Regions from separate parts of the Homo sapiens genome. Here regions 2 and 3 are each linked to region 1. A link is a contact called in ENCODE Hi-C data. All regions are on one chromosome and are shown on one strand. The core of a region is the stretch at or near the end of the contact, and the rest is flanking DNA. Distances in the headings are between cores, read along the strand shown. Region 1 holds the start of NR4A2 (nuclear receptor subfamily 4 group A member 2). Region 2 overlaps ACVR1 (activin A receptor type 1). Region 3 has its middle 450 kb from the start of KCNJ3.

Region 1 (2,602 bases), core at 75-2,574:
CAGCTCCGGCCGGGAGACGGGGAGGGGGCTTGCCCTCCGGAGCTGCGGCGTTTCCTTTGCTAGAAAGCTCCCTGCGCTCTCGGCGTGGCTAGGGGAAATGACTTGCAAAGCAGAAGCGGCGGCGACTTGGACGGCCGCGGGGGTGGGACACGCTCCCAGAGCCAGCTCGGGCCCCTCTCCTGGCTGGGCTGTAGGCTCACACCTTACGCTTTGCGGAGACGCTGCCCCCAATCCCCACCCGCTTCGCTTTTCTTGTCCAGTCTTTCTGGGCTCTAAGATTGAGGCTGTGATAGACCTTGTGTTTCAAACGAAGATCGATTTATTCCCTTAAAACTCGTGGAAGGGGTACGAGTTGGTGGGCACAGAGGAGTATCGAAAGTATTAGAGTTTGCAGAAGGTGGGAATCAGAGTACCTTTCTGCAGAAGGCGCACCTGTTGCCTGCTGCTCGGCTGCATTGTCTGCGAAAGGAAAAGGGGCGACGCTTCACTCTGACTTTTGGGGTTTCTAAAGAGCTGGGTCACGGTCACTGTCTACCCTCTCCCCTTCCTCTCCCCCCCCCCCGCAAGCACCACGTCCTCCATCGAACGTGGGCACTGCATGGAAATAAGGAAACATAGAAAAATAAGCCCTACCCCCACTCCCATTCCCTTTCAGATGGGAGTGTGGGGGGTGGGGGTGGGGTAGAGAGAGTGAGAGAGAGAGATAATTAGAATGAATATATGCCAGAAGAGGAGGAGGCCTGGGACAGGAAAAGGGAGTAAAAGGGGATGAACCGGGTAGGGAAATCCCACCCGAACTGCGTGAGCCCTCTGAGCGTCTCGTGTCATGGGACATCTGTACGCTCTTCCGCTAAGGGGGTGACGAAGGTGGGTGGGAGAGGTTAGGGCGCTGCAAGGCACATCCCATTCCGTGCGGCTCCAGGTGCGTACTACCTGGCCACGCCGGCCTTGCCTTCCGCCGGTGCTTTTGTTGCACCCTCCCCACATGTGAGCGGCCGAGCCGCTGCGCGGGCGCAGGGGCTTCGGGGAAAGTGAAGTGTCGCGACGCTGCGGGCTGCGCAGACCTGGGAGAGGTCACACCTCTTTCGGAAAAAAAAAAAGAAAAGAAAAAAAACACCAAAAACCACCCAAGCTGGCTACCAAGGTGAACGCAGAGCGGTTCCCACCTTAAAATCGGCCCTGCTCGTGACGTCAGGTCGGAAATATACCAAAGCGAGCGCGGGCCAGGAGTCCAGGGAGCGCGGCAGCGCGGCGATTGGGCGGCGGGCCGCTGACGCGCGCTGACGCGCGGAGACTTTAGGTGCATGTTGGCAGCGGCAGCGCAAGCCACATAAACAAAGGCACATTGGCGGCCAGGGCCAGTCCGCCCGGCGGCTCGCGCACGGCTCCGCGGTCCCTTTTGCCTGTCCAGCCGGCCGCCTGTCCCTGCTCCCTCCCTCCGTGAGGTGTCCGGGTTCCCTTCGCCCAGCTCTCCCACCCCTACCCGACCCCGGCGCCCGGGCTCCCAGAGGGAACTGCACTTCGGCAGAGTTGAATGAATGAAGACAGACGCGGAGAACTCCTAAGTGAGTAGATGCAGCCCATGCAGTTCGCCTTCTTTTATGCTTTTTCCTTCTTTTGCACGTCTCTTCTTTCCACTTGTGTGGGACAGGTTCTCTGGAAGTGGGAGCCAGAGGCTTCTAGTGAGAGTGGGACCGAAGGATGGGGAGTGCGTGCGCGCAGTTACCGGGGGGCATTTGTTCGAACTCCGGCTTTGGCACTAGTGGGGAGTTGGCTCTCGACAGAGGTTTCCAGGCTCCTCATTGGTGGACGTGGAAGGGAGACTCCACAGTTTGGGAGCTGAGGACTAGCCCGCGGAAATGTGCGCAAAGTTTGCTGTTAGTGAGGAATTGATTGTGGCCTGTGAACACGGAGACTCCAAGTCCTATGTATACGAGGGAAGCTGCCCACAAACTGACAGGGAGAGGAAGTTCTTCAGTTTATGCGTTGCTTGGGAACTGTGTCTCCGCGGCTGGCCAGCGCGCGATGTTTCCCGGGTATTGTTGAGTAAGGGTGGTGTTGGTAGCGTGTCCTGTTACTAAGTTGCCTGAAATTTCTGGTTTTGACATATGCTGTCCTTGGGTTTGCGAATGTATCAGAGCGAGAATATGAATATGTAAAGAGTACAGTTATGAAACTGTGGAGCTACCAGGGGGTTAATATCCAACACAGGAATATCTCTAAGGGCTGTGGGGTTCGAGTCTCCTTTCTGCTTTTTCTGGGTAATCTTCCCCCCACCCCCACCACCACTATGAAGCAAGATTGTGGGGGAGGGGAAAGAATAAAAAGAGAGGATACTGGCTTTCTTTTTTCATTAGTAATAAGATTGTCTGTGCTCTAGAATGTCTTCCAAGTGGGAACATCTGAAAATTGCTAGGACACAAGAATGCCTTGTTCCAGAAAGGCAGATTGTGGAAGGCATTATGGGGAAGGTGTTCATCTTGCTGTGCTGGGAAACACTTCTAATATTGGTGCCAATACCATATAAGCAGTATGTCCCCCCTCTGCAATTGACCTAAGAAGCTCCTGGAAAAGTAGATCCCCTCTTCCCACCTTGTGACCA
Region 2 (2,602 bases), core at 61-2,560, 1.5 Mb before region 1:
ATTCCATTAGTGGACTGAATGCTGAGTGACACTTGAGGAGAGTAAAGTATAGAAAATGTCTCTGTTTTGTGGTTACTCATATAAAAGGTCTTGCATTAAAGAGTCCAGAGATTTATGTATCATAGACAAGGTCATCTTGATAATAGCACATAATTCTGGGAGCAGACACATCCCCATCTTCCCACCCCATATCACCCCTACTGCAAAGCATCACTGGAATCCCAAAGAGGATTCCAGGTAGGCTGGCCTCAGTCCTGACTCTTGACTTGCCATCATCCTTTCTCGTTTTTGTCTTTCCTGTTAGTTTCTTCTGATACCTCACGTGTCCTTTGGTAGAGGCTGTTTCATTTTAATTATTTAATTTCATTTTAATTATCTGCCATTTACTAATGTTAGTCTGAAGTTGGCGGTGATTTGCAGATTCTCAGTAGTAGTTCTCATCTGATTGGGGGGTGGTGTCTGCCTGTTTTATAGATGGGACACAGGCAGAGAGTAATGTGCTTAAGATACCAATGCCTGGGAAGTAACATGCCTAGGTTCATTCCTCAAGCTGTGCGATTCCAGAGCTTTTGCTCTTTTCACAAAAATTAACTGGGAGACAAGCTGTGTCCAGGTGGTGAAGCTAGGTCCAGGAGTACAGCCCAGCATGTACTCGAGGTCTAAGTTGTACAAAAAAGGCTGTAAGACCTTTCAAACTGATTTTTAAAATAACAGTTTTATTGAGTTAGTTCATATACCAAAAACATTCACCCTTTTATAATGTACTATTCAGTGGTTTTTAGTGTAGCCACAGAACTGTTCAACTGACACCACTATCTAATGTTAGAACATTTTCACCACCCTGACAGAGAAACTATTAGCATGTAAGACTAATTTTAAAGCTAACATTATTGGAGTAGAAGCCAAGGATTGGGCTCTCCTGATCATCCTGTGAACTGAGTGAGGGTAGAAACCAGTTCCTGGCCCAACCCTGCAGTGGGCACAGAGTAGACACCAGTGTTGACTCTCACAGAATCCTCCAGAACAGTGAATTCTCAACTTTTGAAATTTTAACCCAGTCCCAATTTTGGTAAACTAAAAAATCTCACTTTACTCTGCCCACTTGTTTTATGAAAACAATAGGATTTAAAATTGTTTTCTAAGCACCTATTTGTTTTTTGATTTTTCTCGGGTAGATCTGCCACCCTCATTATTTTGATTGGAGAGTCATTGGCATCTCAAGACTTCTGGGTTATTTTCATTGCAGGTTTGCTTGAACACATGAAATGATTCAGTGCAGTCATGAGTTCAGATGACTCACGCATTAAGCAATTTCATGTGTAAAAGTGATCCCAGCCAGCAAATGCTAATAACAGCCATTTATTATTCCTTGGATCTTCCTACTCTTTTCTTTAACATTTGTCTTTGGCCATTGCCTCCTTTCTGTTACCTTTTTCATGCTTATTAAAGTAAATTGAATAACATTATATAGCAATGTGTGTTATTTGTCTTTTCTTCCCAGTGTGATATAAACAGTCTGGGGCTGAGAAAATGGGTAGTGGGGTGGGGAAAAACCTTTAAGAAGGTAAAGGCCAGGTGTGGTGTCTCATTCCTGTAATCCTAGTGCTTTGGGAGGCTAAGGTGGGAGAATTGTTTGAGACCAGGAATTCAAGGCTACAGTGAGTTATGTTTCTGCCACTCCACTCCAACTTGAGCAACAGAGTGAGACCCTGTTTCTAAGACAAAAAATGTAGCAAATGTAACATTGTCATGGTGAGAGGAAGAACACTTCTTTTTCCTACTTGAGCTCCCTCAGTCACCTTGACTGACAACATCTGGAAGCAGGCCAGCCAGTGAGAGCTTAGCCAAGGGAATTGTATGGGGGCATGAGTCCAAGTGACCATCTTGGGAATAATTCTCTGGGAAAAAATTACATTTTTTTTTTTTTTTTTTGGTGAAACAAAGCATCTCCCTTCTTACATTTTATTGATAACAATTTAGTTTCCAGTAATATTACATTGTTAGCATGGTATATAAGTATTTCAAGTTTTGTTTTCTCTCTCTGTGTGTATATAAAATTTAGAAAAAAGATTATGTCCTAAAATGTTAGAGTAGGGAATACTTTGTTTTCAAATGTAAGTCACAAGGAAGCTGTGGTTGAGTATATACACTTAGTTTACACATTGTCTTTTTGTATGAAATCAGAAACGTTGGTAGTTCTCTTTGTCTATAACTTAGGGTTTGGGGAAGTTTGTTTTGTTTTTTAGTTTGAGTTAAAAGCCATGACAACACTGAAAATGGGTTCCAGTAGGTCTACCTCCTTTTTTCCATTAGCATTATTATTTCTTTTTCATTTTTTAAATTGTTCATATTTCTCTTGGATGGTATCTTTTCTGCTTTGAATCCATTATCAGGGTACATCATTTATTATCAACATTTATGAAGGGCCTTTTATTTAATTTTATTTTGAGACGGAGTTTGCTCTTGTCACCTAGGCTGGAGTGCAATGGCATGATCTCGGCTCACTGAAACCTCCGCCTCCTGGGTTCAAGCAATTCTCCTGCCTCAGCCTCCCAAGTAGCTGGGATTACAGGAGCCTGCTACCACACCTGGCTAATTTTTG
Region 3 (2,602 bases), core at 31-2,530, 1.2 Mb after region 1:
AACTCTCATATATTGATGGCAGGAATGTGACTTGGAACAATCCCTTTAGACAATTATTTGGCAGTATTTACTGAAGCTAAACATACATATATTTTATAAAGTAGCAATTCTATAATATATTGTATTACCTAATAAGATGCTTGCATGTGTCCATCAAAGTACATGCAAAACTATATCATCATGATTTATAATAACTAAAATGTCCATCAATATTAAATATAGTGTGGCATATTCATATTATAGGATGCTTCATGTCAATAAAAATAAACTGAAATTATGTGTGACAACACTGATAAATCTCAGTAACATAATGATAAGCAAAAACGCTATATTCAAATGTTACATACAATAAGATTTTATGTATATGCATTTCAGAAGTAGGCAAAGATAATTAACGGTGTAGTTCAAAGGGGGTAACAGATGATGGTAGAGGTAATGACTATGAAACAAACTTACCATGTTATGTTTTCAATGAGTAATAGTATATACAAATGTCAGGAATGGAACATGCCTTTTCTCTCTTTACTTTCTAATTTATTTTAAAATCAAGTTTTCTAAACTAGAGATTTGCCTTTGCCTGGTGGTAACAAATGAAGAGTATTTAAGAAAGGTTCTGAAAGAAATATGATCAAATATGCAAGCCCCACTGATCCAAAGCTACCTTGTTGAAAAGACATCTCACAAATCTGAATCAATGCATATGGATTCAGAACAATACAAGTCAGATTCACTTAAATTGTCCATCTTTTATTCCCCTTTAAATCAAATATCAATAACCTTGGGGAGGTGATGCTGGCATTCAAATTAAATGACTTCTGGTTTTTCATGTTGTAGACCCGTTTATAATCTTCCCTCGTCTCAATTAGCCAAATAGGGAAGAAGAGATATTATTAATTATCTTATCGATCCACTTGTCACCTGAATAAAGTAGAAACATAGTGATTTGTTTTGCTTAATATGACCTCAGGAATCACAGCAAAAATAGTCAAGCTCCCAACTGTGCTCATTCTCTGCTACAAACTAAATTGTATACCCAGGCCTGTTACCTCTCCTTCCCCCTTATCTTTTATTATGTGTTACACAGGGTGTAATTTTGCTAAAACAAGCCCTTTAATTATACATTGCCAAAAGTGTCACCTACTGTTAAACGATTCCTGTGCTGCAGACAGAAGAAACCATGAACCCTGCAAGGTTCTGAAGTTTCCATTACGTGCACAGACCCCAAGAACAGCTGTTAACAAATCTGTTGGTGGTTTTGTGTAAAAAGCAGCCAGGCTGTGCTCCTGCTGTACTTTTGGTCAGAGAAAGCAATTTGCATTTTGACAGGCTTCGTGGGCAGAAGAAAAAACAGCACAGGTATAATAATAGCTCTAAATGAAAGATTTGGAGCAATGTTTTACTAATATTGAAAGTTTCCTTAAATAATGAGCAGCAATTAGAGAAAAATTATCTCAGGAGAACAGCAATATTAAGACTGTTTACTGATAACATAGACGAGAGTATTATTTTAAGGAACTTTAAGAAAAAGACGTGTGATTTAATATTTTATTAGACTGTTTAACATAAATTTTATCAAAATGAAACAGAAGATAAACTTAGGTAGTAATGTAGAGCAATTTTTCCTTTAAGAAAACTTAATAATTATTTCAGTTCTCCATTCTCTTACGTTATAAAATCTTTATCTATTTTGAACCTATTTTCCCACATACTTTTAAACTGTAATAACTTACATGTAAATATAGAGTATATGTATTGCTGCCAACCAAAATACTTAACTCTGTATTGCAATTGCTGCTCTGTTTTACGATTAGACCTTAAACATAGTGATCTAGAATTGAGCATGGGCCTTGCTGAATTTAAATACTAAGTCTAAATTTACTGTCTGCATTACCGTACTTAAATTATTTTACTTTAAGTTCCTCATTAAGTAATATAATACCTTCAAAAAATTTTACATTGAACACAGATCTCAAAATAAAATAATTTACATTTATAAAATGTTAATAAGAAAGTAATGCTTTATTACTGTGATAGAAGTTGATTGTATTTATCAATATTTGGTTTTTCTCTGCTTGCTGGACATACTTAAACACATTCTACAGACATTTTGCTTCTGAATGGGACCACAAGACACAATTCTGGCTAATGGAATGTGTGTTGCAGAATGGTGTGCCACTCCCAGAGCTGACCAAAAAAGCAGTCTTAAAAACACTCTCTTCTCTCCAAGGCCCTAGAAATAGCAGACACAATACAAGGTGGGGTCTCCCTAATCAGAGCTTGGAAAATAGTTGGGTACAAAGGCCACACAACAAGGATCAAATGTATTGGACTTCACATAAATGAGAAATAAAATTGCCCAGGAGATTTTGAGGATAACTTTTTTTAAGTTACCCTTTGCTAACTGACGTTATTATGTAGATATTTAAGCAGAATATGCATCTATTTCTAAGAAAATATTCACTCTATATTAACTTCCTTAACCCATCAGGATGTTTTTTGTTGTTGTTATTGTTTTGTAGAAAAGCCAGAGAATTTAAACGCTCATGTAATAAATATTCTAGATGAGAAACTTCAAAAACAAGTACTAAAAAATAGTACTTTA

The links. Hi-C counts contacts between places; a loop is a spot of excess contacts on that map. Pooled maps may share reads with other maps.
Region 2: a loop to region 1 is called in a pooled map, with 3 times the contacts of the local background. The contact joins the enhancer-like site here to the promoter of NR4A2 in region 1. A Hi-C loop is called at or near these places in 2 of 50 pooled maps.
Region 3: a map with no recorded cell type shows a loop between it and region 1 (9-fold over the local background). The contact joins the enhancer-like site here to the promoter of NR4A2 in region 1. A Hi-C loop is called at or near these places in 9 of 37 single-sample maps with no recorded cell type and 3 of 50 pooled maps.

The regions. Positions count from the first base shown.
Region 1 is chr2:156,331,443-156,334,044 of GRCh38, reverse strand. NR4A2 (nuclear receptor subfamily 4 group A member 2) reads left to right here and starts at 1,324. Exons shown (of 8, transcript NM_006186.4): 1 at 1,324-1,565. RefSeq lists an enhancer at 1,063-1,142 and a silencer at 1,373-1,572.
Region 2 is chr2:157,830,064-157,832,665 of GRCh38, reverse strand. All of the region lies in intron 1 of ACVR1 (activin A receptor type 1), which reads left to right. Among named protein-coding and RNA genes, the nearest start is that of ACVR1, 45 kb to the left of the region's middle. RefSeq lists an enhancer at 1,130-1,631. Within about 2 kb of position 1,310, at least 13 of the 41 ENCODE cell types and tissues checked have a DNase peak (open chromatin) inside an H3K27ac peak, as active enhancers do.
Region 3 is chr2:155,144,594-155,147,195 of GRCh38, reverse strand. No RefSeq gene overlaps it. Among named protein-coding and RNA genes, the nearest start is that of KCNJ3, 450 kb to the right of the region's middle. RefSeq lists an enhancer at 1,046-1,105. Within about 2 kb of position 1,280, at least 2 of the 41 ENCODE cell types and tissues checked have a DNase peak (open chromatin) inside an H3K27ac peak, as active enhancers do.